2 separate regions of the Homo sapiens genome follow, and region 2 is linked to region 1. Evidence: read pairs that join two places in POLR2A ChIA-PET (ENCODE). Cell type or tissue: Panc1. All regions are shown on one strand. Region 1 has its middle 45 kb from the start of MARCHF8. Region 2 overlaps ALOX5 (arachidonate 5-lipoxygenase).

Region 1 (2,500 bases):
AAAGCAAAAACAAAAAGTCAATGAAAGATGAGATGTTTTCCACCTGTTAAATCGGTAATTTTCTTTTTAGAAAACATCAACATTGGCAAGGATGTCCTAAAATGGCCACTCAACACCTTGCTAGTGGAAGCATTAATTAGAATCTTTTAGGAAAGCAGTTCAGCAATATGAATCAAGAGCCTTAAAAATATCCACACCAGGCCAGGCGTGGTGGCTCACGCCTATAATCCCAGCACTTTGGGAGGCAGAGGTGGGTGGATTACCTGAGATCAGGAGTTCGAGACCAGCCTGGCCAACATGGTGAAACCCTGTCTCTACTAAAAATACAAAAGTTAGCCGGACGTGGTGGCGGGCATTGTAATCCCAGCTACTCGGGAGGCTGAGACAGGAGAATTGCTTGAACTCGGGAGGCGGAGGTTGCAGTGAGCCGAGATCATACCACTGCACTCCAGCCTGAAAGACTCCGTCTCCAAAAAAAAAAAAAAAAAAAAAAAAAAAATCCACAGTATTCTACTTCATGACACTATCTGAAAGAAATAATCTAAACTGTGGACTAAAATTTATGCTGAAGATATTCATCAAATGATAACTATAATAGCAAAATTCTTAAAATAATCCACATTAAACAATAGCGAAATCATTACGTAAACAACTTAGGATATAACCACAAAACGCAATATGCAGTCATTAGAAGTTATTTAAAATCAGGAAATATGACATAATAAATGTTAAGAGAATAAAGTTTACAAAATGGGCAGTTAGGATGATCTTAAGTAAAAAAAAAAATTCATAAAGCTCAGAACAGACATATTATAAACAGTGACTGTTTGAAAATGAAAATAAGTAGGGAATATGAACACCTGTCCCAGTCTCCAGTTTATGAGATCTCACCCCTCACCATCTGTGAACTACCACCGCTTACATGATGGTGCCTGTCTCACTCCCTGTGCACTCCAAGTATTTCTTGAGGCCATGGCACCATACCTGGCTGCATTCAGTAAACATTTGCTGCTTCAAATTTACAAACTCTCCCACCTCATTTCATATATGTAAAAAATGTATCTAGCTATTTAAGTCACCTGAAAACTGAAACTATATTGAATATGAAGTTCGTCAAGAACCAGTTTCACTTTTCTTTGCTTCTTTCAAATAAAAACATTAAGGAGGAAACATGCTTGGAGCTTTCGTTAACAACAGACTCCAAGGCAGGCTTGAGACAATATAAAGATACCACATACCTGATTAGTATTGTGCGCTAGGACCACCGGTGGTATTGTCAGTTTATTTTCATGTCAAAGATCATTTGCTTTAGCAGTCTAATCTTAGCTACCACAAAAAAACACACCCATCTGTGTGCTGCCAGAGCTTAGCCCCTACCCAGGGCCACACCTGACTCCAGCTCTGCCCTATTCCCCACTGATTCCACCTTCTACTTGGCAACTTTCTGCCTAATTAGCTAAGCAGAGCACAGTCAGGTAAGAGGAGGCTGTGAGCAAGGCTGGGAACACGGAGAAACCAGACAAGAGTAGGAAGACCTTAACCATGGCAGAGGACCAGCTGAGCGGTATTCGTAAGTCTGTGGTTCTCAACAGGGGCAGTTTATCACCCCAGGGGATTTTGCCAGTGTCTTGGAGATATTTTTAGTTGCCACAATTGTGGTGGTGCTAATGGCACCTAGTAGGAAGAGGCCAGGGATGCTACTGAACATCCTACAATACACAGAACAGTTCCCCACAACAAAGAATTATCCAACCCCAACTGTCAGCAGAGCTAAGGTCAAGAAATCCTACCACAGACTGATGCATCCACTAATACAGTGGAGTCTACTGCACAGTACAATTCAGCAGGAACAAGACACCCAGTGGTTAGAGGAGACCTGAGGTAGTTCAGGAAATGTAAACACACACATTACCTCCTCACTCAGATGCTAAGGTGATCAAAATTCTACCTCAAGAATTGGGAATGAGGGCATTGTAATTAATTAATTAATCAAATAAAACTAGTAAGAATGCTTTTTTCCCCAAGGGCTTGCTCCTATAAATATCTTATATTTCTTCAAAGACTGCTTCACAGCAGAAACTGTAAGAAGATAATACTATCAAAATTGCCCAGACTGGTAAACATCTCCAGAAAACTTGGCAACACACCCACATAATCAATGACAAATTTAATTTAGCTGTGTATCTCAACAGGCCCTTCCTACTAGGTGCCATTAGCACCCCCACAGTTGTGGCAACTAAAAACTCAAACTCAAAGTTCCCAGCTTAGTTTACGGGGAAAGTGTCAAGCTTTCAAAGATCACTCAAAAAGAAGAAAAGGGCTGCTTTCCCAGATGAATCATCAAGAACTACACAAGACTTAAAGGAGTAACATTTTCAAAACTGAGAACAGTACTTAGGCACTTCAACCAAAAAAAAAAAAAAAGCAGATTTTCAAAAAAGTATATGAATCATCATTATTATAATTTGGTTAAAGTAATGACCAATGAGTCACGCCACAA
Region 2 (2,500 bases), 160 kb before region 1:
CCTCAGCACCAAACACGGAGCCATTTAGCAGAAAATACATGAGTTTTCAAGTCAATTGAACTGTTCATCGCCCCAAAAGCCAGGCAACACGGTAGAGCAGCTGGATCTCTGTTCGTAGAAGCTTTCTCAGGGACTGGCCCACCGAGTGGGGGACTGCAAGTGCCCGATGAGTGAATGAATGAACACATGTGTGAATGGAATTCAAGGCACTGCAGGCTATTCTGGAGGGTACTGGCCTGTCTCTTCGACAGGTGAGGTGCAGTAGAACAGCATCCCGTATAGATGCCAGTTTCTGACCTGGTTCTGAAAAGCCAGTCACCTACCTCTGCAGAGCTGCCTGGAGGGGGCGGGGGTTGTGAGGACCCCTGAGAGCTTGGTGTGAAGGGGCTCTGCAGAGGGAGGCATGGCTAGTGTGCGCAAGGTGACCTCTCTCCTGGTCTGCAGGATGGAGAACCTGTTCATCAACCGCTTCATGCACATGTTCCAGTCTTCTTGGAATGACTTCGCCGACTTTGAGAAAATCTTTGTCAAGATCAGCAACACTATTTCTGGTGAGTGTGCCTCTGGGGGCCCAAGTGGTGCTGGGGACAGGGGATGCTGCTCTCCTGTCTGATACTTGCCGGGAAATTGACAAGGGCCTTCCTGCCTGCTGCAGCATGGGGGCCTCGCTGCCACCATGCCACCCTGGACAGCACCCCCTACACTCCACACCTTTTACCATCACTGTGGTCACCCTTGTGCCCAGAGGTTTCTCCTCCTCAGATATTCAAGCTCGAGCACCCTCAACCTCATTTCACTATCAAAAGTCTCAAAAGTATCAGAACTTTTTCTTGGCACAAATCAATCATTTGTGCTTCTGAACAGAGCAAAGGCAGAACTTGGCTTGTGTTTTAGGTATTTACACAAAAGCAACTTTGGGTTCCTTTGGACTAGGATGTGTTTGATGAGAGCACTAGCTTCATAGTGGCCAGTCATGGCATGGGAAGGACGTTAGGAAGGCAGGAATGGCTGGACAAGAAGAGGTGCTGAAATCAGGACATGGGGAACCAAACTTGGCAAACTGCCCCCAGGGACTCTCCTCCACGCCCTCCTTCTTCCATCCTGGACACTCCATGCTGGGCTGAAGGACCTGAGTGCTCCAGGAGGCTTCTGAGCCACGAAGGGCCAGCTCAGGTATGATGAGTTGGTGCCACAGCCTGACCCAGTGATGGGCAGGGGGCAGCAGTTGGAGCTGTGCCCATCCAGGGAGCACTCGGGAGAGGAGACCAAGCAGGGACTCTGCTCTTAGGTGAGGTCAGGAGGGCCATGGCCCTGGCTGCCCTCTACTCAGAGCTCAGGGTGGGCCTCGCTTTTCTCCTGGTAGAGCGGGTCATGAATCACTGGCAGGAAGACCTGATGTTTGGCTACCAGTTCCTGAATGGCTGCAACCCTGTGTTGATCCGGCGCTGCACAGAGCTGCCCGAGAAGCTCCCGGTGACCACGGAGATGGTAGAGTGCAGCCTGGAGCGGCAGCTCAGCTTGGAGCAGGAGGTCCAGGTAGGGGTTGATGGGCTGGGGAAGTGGCCAAGGTCACAGTCTGTCAGGTGGAAGCCAGTTCCTCCTGGCCAGTGCTCATAGGCCACCAAGACGCTAACTGCAGGCCCATCTGGCCTACAGCAGCCGCTTCCTTTTCCTGGCAGCAGTGTCAGCCAGGGTCCTGGGCATTATGCAGACTGTCTTGTGCAACATCAGAGGAGGAATTGCGGGGAATGTTTCTCCATGATGCTCGAGTCTGGGAACATAATGTCAATATTTTCACTATCAGTATCAATAATTACAGGAGCTACCCTTGATTAGGGGCCTGTGGTGGGACAGGCATTGTGACAGGTGCTTTACACACAAGGTCATCAGTTGTCACCCACCTTGCAAAGGGGAGAACACTGGAGAAAGAAGCAGACCTTGTGTGAGAATAAAAAAGGGGCACGAGGAGAAACCCAACAGAATGGTTGATTTTCTCGTTAGAAATGCTGCTGCCCATGCTCCTGTCGCACCCTCCTCCCCACCCTCACCTGCAGACTCAGCTGCCTCCGGCTGCAAGGCTGACCTAGTCTTGAGACAGAAGAAGTTCAAACCAACTCCACCTGGATCTGGTGGGGCTCAGCAACAGGCGCTGGCCCATCAGCCTGCCTCTTCCCCATGGATCCAGCGTGATGGGGCCTCCTGCCACCCAGGCCCTGCTGCCTATCCCCAGGTGTCCAGGTGGCCTCTGCTGCTTCCAGTCTTTTGAGCTCAGCTTACCCTGAGGCCCTAGTTGGAGAGGGATGGTTGGTGCCCTTTAGAGATAAACCTACAGCCCCAGTACCTGGCCCACCTGAATCTAGAGGGCCACCCACCCAGCTGAAGTCCCTGGGCAAGTCTCCTGCCCCAGTGCAGGCAGTGTTTCCTAACCTCCTCCTCCTCCTGCACCCAACCAGGCCCAGAACACTTCCTGGTCATGTGAACAGCTGACAGTTACAATCCC

What was found. ChIA-PET counts read pairs that join two places held together with the same protein. Peaks named below come from ENCODE experiments on the same cell type or tissue, not always from the same donor. Only the 100,000 strongest peaks of a DNase experiment are listed, where the experiment ranks them.
Region 2: POLR2A ChIA-PET joins it to region 1 with 6 read pairs; 5 of 35 experiments call an interaction of 5 or more read pairs at or near these places.

The regions. Positions count from the first base shown.
Region 1 is chr10:45,579,533-45,582,032 of GRCh38, forward strand. It overlaps a transcript of MARCHF8 not described here. Among named protein-coding and RNA genes, the nearest start is that of MARCHF8, 45 kb to the left of the region's middle. In Panc1, no CTCF peak of the experiment used is centred here; no DNase peak of the experiment used is centred here; H3K4me3 peaks cover 800 bases; H3K27ac peaks cover 1,933 bases.
Region 2 is chr10:45,423,597-45,426,096 of GRCh38, forward strand. It overlaps ALOX5 (arachidonate 5-lipoxygenase), which reads left to right. Exons shown (of 14, transcript NM_000698.5): 5 at 445-551; 6 at 1,364-1,536. Among named protein-coding and RNA genes, the nearest start is that of ALOX5, 51 kb to the left of the region's middle. RefSeq lists an enhancer at 2,271-2,500. In Panc1, no CTCF peak of the experiment used is centred here; no DNase peak of the experiment used is centred here.